Linked DNA regions of Homo sapiens: regions 1 and 2 are each linked to region 3. A link is a contact called in ENCODE Hi-C or POLR2A ChIA-PET data. All regions are on one chromosome and are shown on one strand. Each heading gives the region's core, a stretch centred on a gene start or an enhancer-like site at or near the end of the contact. The rest is flanking DNA. Distances are from core to core; before and after follow the strand shown. Region 1 overlaps CFAP221 (cilia and flagella associated protein 221). Region 2 holds the start of INHBB (inhibin subunit beta B). Region 3 holds the start of EPB41L5 (erythrocyte membrane protein band 4.1 like 5).

Region 1 (3,421 bases), core at 105-2,604, 370 kb before region 3:
AAATGCCTGAAACTGAGTAATTTATAAAGAAAAGAGGTTTAATTGGCTCATAGTTCCATAAGCTGTACAGGAAGCAGGACAGCTTCTGCTTGGCTTCTGCGGAGGCCTCTGGAGACTTACAATCATGGCGGAAGGCAAAGGGGAAGCCAGCACCTCACATGGCCAGAGCAGGAGGAAGAGTGACGAGGAGGTGCCACACACTTTTAAACAACCAGATCTCAAGATAACTCACTCACTCACCATCATGAGAACAGCACCAAGGAGATGGTGCTAACCCATTCCTGAGAACTCCACCCCCGCGATCCAATCACCTCCCACCAGGCTCCACCTCCAACACTGGGGATTACTATTCAACCTGAGATTTGGTGGGGACAGGACCAAACCATATCAGTATCTAACTACACTCACCCCAGGAGATAATACAATTTTAAACACTACAAACTGAAAAATTCTATGATTCTCTTTTTAAACTCCAGGAAGTGTCTTACTTGGCAACATTCTCCCAGGTTTGCCTGGGGCCTATTGCATCCCCTGCCTTTGCCTCTGGGAACCATAAATGGCTTTTCAAGAGTGAGGGAGGACAGAGTAGTAGAGGCCTCGCCAGCAGTAAAATAAAAATTCTTTAGAAAATTATGTAAAGACCCCAAGACTTCTAGTGTGACTCTATCTTTGACTGCTTGTGTGGTTTTTCCACAGCTGCGATTCCTTCAATTCATTTATGCTTCCGATAGACGTCCCTGCCATCCTTGATGCCTTACCAGAAGAGGACAGACTAGAAACAGTAGAACGGTATTTTTTTTTTTTTTAATCTTTGGCCTCTAATGTGGTCTGTTTTCCAAAAATATGTGAGGTGCTGTGAGGAACTTCAGAATAGCACACAGTTCCTGAGCTTGCAACTCAAATGAGAAGATAAGGCTAACACCCATCCATACCATCACCTAGATAAGATGTTAAATTCGTGGTGGAGAATCGACAGTCTCTAAGCTCTATGGCTTCCTGATCTTTAGCTCTTCCAGGAGCTCAAGGGAGAGATCTGAGGTGGTGCCAAATGGCCTTGGAAGGCTTCAGTGGTCACATGGACTTGGGTTAGTATGTGAAAGATAGGTAGGACTTGGATGGGCATAAAGAAATACAAGTCCAGAAGTAAGGCACTTACATTTGATTTTACTGATCAGCACGCAACAGCCAGTGAAATGGTTTTGAATCTCCTATCCGTATGCTCATTTACAATTGATGGCTACAGACACAGCAGCAGAGCTGAGAATGGGAAACCTGAGCCAAGCAAAGCCTGTGCCCTTGTCCCAGGGCAGCTTCTCCATCATGAGCACCACAGCATACAGCATTCGTACGTCCAGCTCACACGTGTACGTCCAGCTGGCTCACCTGGCATTGCCCCATTTGCAAATGCCTCTAGATCTGAGTCATTACTTCCTCTTTTTTAAAAATATACTTAGCTACTTATTATATCACCACATAATTTCAGGGAGAAAATTAGAAGTTCCATATGTTTTAAAGCAGATACTTTCTACCAGGCAAAAGTAAAATTCATTTAAGTTTTCTAGTTTAATTAACCAACATAGCATAAGGTTGTATACAAACTCATCTCTCATTAAAATTAGATTCCATTAGAAGATTATAGAGCACCCGAAATGTTGTATAGAATAGTGTGATGAAGGGGTAGGCTGTGGGTTCAACACCACCACCACCACCACCGCCACTCACTCACAGTACACCTTGGGCCACTGACTTCACCTCTCAGTGCCCCAATGTCCTCATTTTCAAATGGAATGATCCCAGGACCCATCTCATGGGTGGCTATGAAAAGCAAATGAATTACTACATGCCCAATGTTTAGTTCAGTGCCTCACACATAGTAAGGTTTTGATAATTAGATATACTACCATTAATGACCCTGGTATTCCAAACCCCTAGCCCGCTATCTGACACTTGGTAGGCAAGCAACAGCTCACTTTAGAATGAAGTTGTATCACCCAATAGTAACATTATGAGAAAATAAGCATAAGAGAAGATACATGGTTAGATTTCCAAAACATCAGATGAAGAGGTATTCATATCCCAAGAGGTTTTCCTCCATCCAGTGTTATGTCTCAAGTGTAGAAAATGAATACATATTTCTGATATTTTTAAATTTTGATTTTTCATGTCTTTGGGGGTATAAAGGAGCACCTGGATCTGCTGCTGTATCTGTGACGACAGAGTCGGGGTATAGCACAAAGAAGGCCACCAGCCCTGCATGACAAGAGCTCCGGCACATTAGGAAGACTCTTGGTCCCAGAGTTCCTCCCTACCCGCTATTTCCTGAACTCCTGTTACTGAAGACCCATTCCTTTAGCTTTGCGCTTTGTTTCTATTAAACTACCTCTGGGGAGGGAACATTTTAAGTCTCACTTATAACTCAGTATAAAATCACCAGAGCGTTTTTAGAGTTCAGGCTTGAGGGTCAGTGGCAGGAGAGGTGATGGGAATGAGAAGACTCCTGGTCCAGTGGGGAGTTCTGGGAAAACACGAGGAGGGGACAAGTGAAAAGCTGGAAACACAAGAGGCCAACTTAGCTGCTTTACCAAAAGCCAGATGCTCCTGCGTGCTTCTGTTAGACTGGCGTGAAGTACTGGCATGAAAGGTCTGGGCTGTGATCACTGTTCAGGCAAAGCGCCCAGCCCTGTGCCTGCCTGATCATTCTGCATTTGGTTCTGACTCCTGCGCTGGTAGCAGTTACCTGGTACTGCATTGCCTTGAAGTGAGTGAAGGAAGTGTTCTGAAGTATATTTCTGTGGTGAGATGGATGTCTTCATTTTTATTTGAGATGCAGCTCATGAATGAATTGTGCCTATACATGGTCTTTGCTTTCTCACTTCACGAATGAAGCTCTCAGTATTTAACTCCTGTCACTTATCAAAATATTATGGAAACTACAGACGGTACCTGGCTTACATAGGTTTGACTTATGATTTTTCAGCTTTACAGTGGTGTGAAAGTGATTCTCATCCAGTACACTCCTCGACTTATGATGAGGTTCTATCCAGATAAGCCCATTATGAGTAGAAATTATCATAAGTCAAAAATGCACTTTCAACTCACGATATTTACAACTCATGATGGGTCTAATGGGACCTAACCTCATTGTAAGTCAAGGAGCGTCCATATTTATCAACATATTTTTCTGTTTCTTTGACATCTGCAAAGGTTCTTAGGTCTAGTTTAGTGAGACAGAACGCAAGAACAGTAAGTCAGGCAAAGCAGATGTATGACTCATAGATAGGCAGCAAGAATAAACAGAAGCCTAGGATCCAGGGTGAGCCAGTCCACCAAGGCTTAGTGAAGCTGCCCAGCATTGATGCAGTCTCGTCTGCATGTCTCCCACATTGCATCACAGCTGAGAGACCCCAAAAGCACTTTACTT
Region 2 (3,231 bases), core at 378-2,877, 330 kb after region 3:
ACGGCGGCGGGAGTCGCCTCTGCTGGTTGGGGAGGGCGGCAGCTGGGACAGAGGCAGGGCCTGCGCGGCGGCGGGGAGGCGGGAGTGGGCCGGGAGGAGCGCCTGGGTCCAGCGCCTGGAACCCGTCGGTGCCGCCGGCCGCCCAGCTGGGCAAGGGTCCGGGGCGCCCACGTGGTGGGAAAGTTTCGAGGTAGCAAAAGTAGCCCGGCATTGCGGGGGGTGGGAGGGGAGAGGAGGGGAGGGGAGAGGGCCGGCTCGCCCCTCCTTCTCGGGAAGGCAGAAAGGAAAAAAGCGGTGGGAAGCAGGGGTGAGCGCGGGGAGCGGGCAGCCCCAACCTGAACAGATTCCGCTTTCTCCTCCTCCCCCCACCCCGGGAAGCTCGAGCGGGGAGGTACGGACCGTCTCCTCTCGCACGGGCAGGACGACACCCTCCCTCCCCCCCTTTTTTCTGCCAACGTCTATCTCAACGCGCGCGCACATACGGAGATTGTGCGGCTTTTTTCCCCCTTGGGAGAAAAAACGGGGAGAGTAAAAGAAGAGAGACCAAAGAGAAGAACTCCTCCTCGGCGAGCTCCGCACTCCGTGCCGCGGCCCGGCGCGGGGACGCCGCCGCCGCCCGCCCGCTCTCTCCCGGCCCTGCGGCGGGTGCCAGTACGAGCGCGAGCGAGGGCACTGCACCCGGGGACGCTGCGAGACTTTTCGGCGCTCGAGCCGACCTCGCCGCCGCCGCGGCAGGCAGAAGAGACAGGAGCGAGAAGGGCCCTGCCTCCCCCTCGCCTTCCTCGCCCGGCGCCCCGCGCCCGGCCGGGCCGCGCAGGCAGGCGGAGGGAAGGAGGGAGGCTGCGAGGAGGCGGGCGGAGCAGAGGCCCCGGCGAAGCGCGCTGCGGCCGCCCGCCCGTGGATGCGGCGCCCAGGGATCCTGGAGACAACTTTGCCGTGTGACGCGCCGGGAGGACTGCAGGGCCCGCGGCCGAGGGCTCGGCGCCGCCTGTGAGCGGGCCCGCGCGGCCGGCTCTCCCGGGCACCAAGCTTGCTCCGCGCCACTGCCCGCCGGCCCGCGGCGAGGACGACCTGCCCGTCTCCGCCGCCGGCGGCCCTTCCTGGCGCGAGGCAGTGAGGGCGAGGCGCTCAGGTGCGAGCGCGGGGCCCCGCCGCAGCGCCCGCCGCAGCGCCGCGCCAAGCCGCGCCCGGCTCCGCTCCGGGGGGCTCCAGCGCCTTCGCTTCCGTCTCAGCCAAGTTGCGTGGACCCGCTCTTTCGCCACCTTCCCCAGCCGCCGGCCGAACCGCCGCTCCCACTGACGCTGCTTTCGCTTCACCCGAACCGGGGCTGCGGGGCCCCCGACGCGGAAAGGATGGGGAGAAGGCTGCAGATGCCGAGGCGCCCCGAGACGCCCGTGCGGCAGTGACCCGCGACCTCCGCCCCGCCCGGCGCGCCCCTCGGGCCCCCGGGGCCCTCGGCGCCCCTTCCCTGCCGCGCGGGAACCCCCGAGGCCCGGCCGGCCCCCTCCCCCTGCGAGCCGGCGGCAGCCCTCCCGGCGGGCGGGCGGGCGGAGGCCCGGGCGGGCGCGGGCGCGGGCGGGGGCGGGGCGGGGCGGCGCGCCCGGAGCCCGGAGCCCGGCCCTGCGCTCGGCTCGACTCGGCTCGCCTCGCGGCGGGCGCCCTCGTCGCCAGCGGCGCACCATGGACGGGCTGCCCGGTCGGGCGCTGGGGGCCGCCTGCCTTCTGCTGCTGGCGGCCGGCTGGCTGGGGCCTGAGGCCTGGGGCTCACCCACGCCCCCGCCGACGCCTGCCGCGCCGCCGCCACCCCCGCCACCCGGATCCCCGGGTGGCTCGCAGGACACCTGTACGTCGTGCGGCGGCTTCCGGCGGCCAGAGGAGCTCGGCCGAGTGGACGGCGACTTCCTGGAGGCGGTGAAGCGGCACATCTTGAGCCGCCTGCAGATGCGGGGCCGGCCCAACATCACGCACGCCGTGCCTAAGGCCGCCATGGTCACGGCCCTGCGCAAGCTGCACGCGGGCAAGGTGCGCGAGGACGGCCGCGTGGAGATCCCGCACCTCGACGGCCACGCCAGCCCGGGCGCCGACGGCCAGGAGCGCGTTTCCGAAATCATCAGCTTCGCCGAGACAGGTGGGTCCGGCCCTCCGGCTGTCTGCCGCGGTCCCCGCTCGCTCCCGCTCTCCCTCTCCTTGCTAGCTCCGGCTGCCACCGCCGCCACCGCAGCCCGCGCGCCCTGGGGCAGCCTGGACTCCCGGCAGAGCTCCTTCGGCCGTGGCCCTGCGCGCTCCGCCCGGGTTGCAGTCCTCTTCCCCCAGGCCGCAGACCCTTGCCTGCTGCCTCAACCCCCCGCCGCCGATCGCCTGGCCCTCCACCCCTGCTCTCCGGAATCGGGCCCCAGCGCCTCTGGGCGCGCGTCCCCCTCCCGGCAGATGCGCGCGGCCCTGGCTCTGCGGGCACTTGCTTGGTGATTGCTTAATGTTTTTGTTTCCCACGATCGGAGTGTAGGCTTAGCAGTGTGGATGGAGATGTGTGTGCTTGTTGATATACGTGGGCCGGAGGAGAGAGAGAGTGTGTGTGTATCTGTGTGTGTGTCTGTGTGTGTGTGTGCCTGCGTGAGAGGCCCCTGGGGCCGCTTCCATCACCGGCGGCGTGGGCTTGCCAGGATTGCTGAAGCCTCGCTGGGGAGAGCTAGGCAACCTCTCTTCCGATTGTGTGGGCACCGGAATCGGGCGGAAGGCAGGCTTCTCAACAGGTCCATCATTTACACAGAGAAAGCCGCGGTTCGGGGACAGCCCCGTGCCTCTCGGCTTGCCTGGCAGCTGCAGCAGACCCCTCGCCCGAGAGGCAGAGTCGTAGTTAACAAAGGGTATGGCTCCTTTCTGGAATCCGCCCCCCCCCCCGGCCCCAGATTGCAAATCTCTAACACTGTCTAAATATAAAAATCAGGGAGAGAAAAATCTTTCGGAACTTTAAAAGAAGGAGAAAAATGTGCCCGCGCCAAAATGCTGCAAGTGCTTTCGACTCCGCTGTCCTTTTCAGGACTTGAATGAGCCAGGCTGGCTTTTGTGCCTGGAGCTCGGCCCCATTTGTGCCGAGGGGACTGCGGAGAAGGTCGCAGAGGGGGAAGCCCCGGTGCAGTTAGGGCGGGGGCAAGCGGGGAGCCTCGGTGGGGGGAGCGGTTGTGCCCCTGGCTGCAAATGCCCCCCACCCCACCAGGCAGCAGGCAGCCCGGG
Region 3 (3,351 bases), core at 105-2,604:
ATCTTACCCCTTTCCTCTCTGACTGTCACCTCCTCTTCCTCTTGCTTCCTCACTTCTAGCCACACTGGACTTCCTTGAAAAGACAGACCTGTCCCCTTGCAGGGCCTTTTGCCCTTGCTGTTCCCTTCGGTTCTCCCCAGATGGCCACAGGGTTCCTCCCACACCTCCTCTAGGTCTTCATTCAAATGCTACCTTTTTTTTTTTTTTTGAGACTGAGTCTGGCTTTGTCGCCAGGCTGGAGTGCAGTGGCGTGATCTGGGCTCACTGCAACTTCCGCCTCCCGGGTTCGAGCGATTCCCCTGCCTCAGCCTCCTGAGTAGCTGGGACTACAGTCGGACGCCACCAGGCTCAGCTAATTTTTGTATTTTTAGTGGAGACGGAGTTTCACAGTGTTGGCCAGGCTGGTCTCGATCTCCTGACCTCGTGATCCGCCCGCCTCGGCCTCCCAAAGTGTTGGGATTACAGGAGTGAGCCACCGCGCCCAGCCAAATGCCACCTTCTTATTGTGACCTGCTATGTAAAATCGCAAACCCTCACTGCCTGTGGTTATTCCCTACTTGTACTTTTCTTTTTAGCATTTACCAATGTCTGACAGTATTTAATTTCACTAATTTATCTCGTTTATTTTATGTCTCGTTTATATTCCTGCTATAACGTAAACTCCGGGAAGGATTTTTGTCTGTCTTGGTTGTCTGTCGTATCTCGTGTCTAGAACACAGAACTCACAGTAAGTAGGCACTTCAATCAATTACCTGTAGAATGAACGGACTGAATGTCACCTTGTTAGAGTACCCTCCTGACCACACTCTGCTAAGCAGTAATCTTTTATTTCTCTTTCCCAGTTTTATTTTTCCTCATTTACACTTAATCACCTTGTGACACCTATTTGTTTACTGTTTCCCCAGTAGAGTGAAAGTCACTTTAACAGCAGAGATTTAAATGTATTTTAATCCCTACAAAGGAGAAAAAGGGAGGAAATACGTGACAGGCTCTCAATAAGTATTTGCGAAGGATTTAATCTCTTGAACGAATGGATGAATGAATCTAGCAGCCAGCTCCACCAGCCTCCTTCGTGATAGGACTAACTGGGGTCTGTCTGCGGACGGGCGCCTCCTCCGCGGGCGGAGGGCCGCAGCGGGAACTGGGTTTCGGCAGCGCCCCTTTAAACCAGCCGCGGACGCCCGGCTGCTGGCGCTAGTTCCAGCCCGGCCGGGCCCGGCCTCGCCGGTTTCTCTCCAGTCGCCGCGCCGGCCAATTTCCGGGGCGGTGTCATCGCCCGTTTAAGAGCGGAGCGCTCCGCCCTGGGGGCGGAGCTGGGAGGGAGCTTTAAGGGGTGGACGGGCGGGAGGTCGGGGTCCTCCGGGGATTAGAGCCGGTGGGCTCGTTGTGGGCGCCATTTCTCGGCGTCTACCGAGGAGCCGCCCCTTTCTCAGCCTTGCTCGGCTCTTCCCCGCTCTGGTCGCCGGGGCTGCGCCGTCCCCAGCTCAGGTAAGCGCGAGGCCCGGCGGCGGCGCCGCAGTACAGTCCGCTGCGCTCCTAGCCGAGTGGACCCTTCCTCGCCCGCGCCTGCGGTAGCGGCCTTGTCCCCGGGGAGGCGGGCGGGGGCCGCACCCAGACCCTAGGGCGGCCGGCCCCTCTCTCGTCGGGCCGGCAGGGCATTAATCCCGCCGGAGGGAGGGGCGGCGGCGGCCAATGAGGCAGGGCCGCCGAGTTTCGGTCGATACCGCGCGACGGGCCGGGGCGGAGGGCCCGGGGCAGCCGGGTTAATGTTTGCCGAGCGGACGCGCTCCCCGAGCCGCGGGTACCCCTCGCTGGTCCGCTGGGCTGCCGTCCAGCGGGAGAGACAAAAGTCGCAAGGGAAGGGGAAAAACGAACTGAGTTTGTGTCACTGTCTTGGTGGACTTTTCGAGCTAACCTGTATTTGAGAAAAACTTCAGTCTCTTGGGAAAGGAGAGGCAGGTGTGTTCCCATGAAAGACGAGGTCTGAAGGTCCCGCCCCGCCCCCACCCGGGACGGTTGTCGTGCTAATGATGGGTTCTTTGGTGTGTAAATGTTAATTGTGTCTGTGGTTACTCGAATTCTACCTAAGAGCGAGACCCAACTCTTAAAACGTTTGGCAATATTTTAGACTAATATTAAAAGTTTTTAAAGAATTACGGGGAAAATTCCCATAACCGTGTACATTTGTAATGTAACCCACAACTGCATTAACTCAGTTTCTAACATAACCCGTTGCTGAGCTCTAGTTAACCTTGTTGGATTATTTGTGCATGTAATATGCTGTGCAGGCTTTAGAAAATAGGTTAACATTATTCGAAAACGATATGCGTAACTGCTGTTGAATTACTCGCTTGCATTTTCTTTATTGGGAATACTGGGACAAAATATAGTGTTACCTTAAATGGCATTTGCTGTATGTTATATTGCTTTATCAAAAAGCAATTAACCAACCATATTGTGGCCACCAGTCATGTAAGAGTATACATATTTCATGACTAACTTTTGGGTTTTGGGTACTTTTTTTAACCAACTTCTGATAGGATTGCTTAAATTTGCATTTTATGATTCTAAAGGAAATCCTTCTAGTTAGGAACTAGAGTAGAAACTACTGTTTTTTGGAAGCCACATAAACCTACCATCCAAAAATTCCACTGTGTCATTCTAGTGTGTCAGGCGAGATGCGGGTTAAGCCAGCTGTTGGGCCAAAGTAGTGAACAAGCCAGACGAAGTCTTTGTCCTTGTGTGTGAGTGGGGGAAGTAGTCAGTAAAAAAGATAATAATTAACAGATATTTAATTACAATTTCTTTGTTATAAAGAAAAGGCTAAGAGTACTGAAAGAGATGTCGAATTTAGACTCACAAGTCTGAGATTGCTTTTCTGAGAATAAGACATTTCAACTATAAGTCTGAAGTTAGTCCAGTGAAATGGGAGCGGGTGGAAGAGAGGTCAACTGGAAAAAGAGCAATCCAGAAAGGTGGAACAGCTAATGAAAAATGGTCCAGAATTAAAAAGACTCTCCGGCCGAGCAGCAAGAGTACAAGAGCAGAGCAAACAGAGGGGAGTAGGCTGACAGATGGGTCAGGCAAGTAGGAGGAGCTGCATCTAGGACCAGGGCCATTAAAGATTTTAGAACAGGGATCAGATTTGTGGTTGCCAAAAATCCAGTGGCTGCAACATGAAGAGCGCAATTGGAAGAGTGCAGGTGGGAGGGGAAAAGTGAGTATGAGAAAACTTTTTTCACAATCATTAAAAAAAAAAAAAACCCACAACTTTTAGTGATCCATTCATATTATTTTTTTTTTCCATTAAAAAAAATTAGGCCAGGCGCAGTGGCTCACGCCTGTAATCCC

Evidence for each region. A loop is a pair of places that touch in the nucleus more often than their neighbours do. ChIA-PET counts read pairs that join two places held with the same protein, here RNA polymerase II (POLR2A). Pooled maps may share reads with other maps.
Region 1: a loop to region 3 is called in a pooled map, with 6 times the contacts of the local background. The contact joins the enhancer-like site here to the promoter of EPB41L5 in region 3. A Hi-C loop is called at or near these places in 6 of 50 pooled maps.
Region 2: a map of naive thymus-derived CD4-positive, alpha-beta T cell shows a loop between it and region 3 (2.7-fold over the local background). The contact joins the promoter of INHBB here to the promoter of EPB41L5 in region 3. A Hi-C loop is called at or near these places in 1 of 168 maps with a recorded cell type or tissue (naive thymus-derived CD4-positive, alpha-beta T cell) and 5 of 50 pooled maps. POLR2A ChIA-PET finds 5 or more read pairs at or near these places in 1 of 52 experiments (WTC11).

Annotation. Positions count from the first base shown.
Region 1 is chr2:119,646,262-119,649,682 of GRCh38, forward strand. CFAP221 (cilia and flagella associated protein 221) reads left to right here. Exons shown (of 24, transcript NM_001271049.2): 22 at 697-789. Among named protein-coding and RNA genes, the nearest start is that of TMEM177, 31 kb to the right of the region's middle. RefSeq lists a silencer at 3,178-3,378. Within about 2 kb of position 1,355, at least 2 of the 41 ENCODE cell types and tissues checked have a DNase peak (open chromatin) inside an H3K27ac peak, as active enhancers do.
Region 2 is chr2:120,344,509-120,347,739 of GRCh38, forward strand. INHBB (inhibin subunit beta B) reads left to right here and starts at 1,628. Exons shown (of 2, transcript NM_002193.4): 1 at 1,628-2,128. The coding sequence starts at 1,681. LOC105373989 (putative cuticle collagen 91) reads left to right here. Exons shown (of 3, transcript XM_047446882.1): 3 at 379-1,485. The coding sequence ends at 1,406.
Region 3 is chr2:120,011,723-120,015,073 of GRCh38, forward strand. It overlaps EPB41L5 (erythrocyte membrane protein band 4.1 like 5), which reads left to right and starts at 1,355. Exons shown (of 25, transcript NM_020909.4): 1 at 1,355-1,488. It overlaps LOC107985817 (a long non-coding RNA gene), which reads left to right. Exons shown (of 4, transcript XR_001739205.2): 4 at 671-982. RefSeq lists a silencer at 1,531-1,700.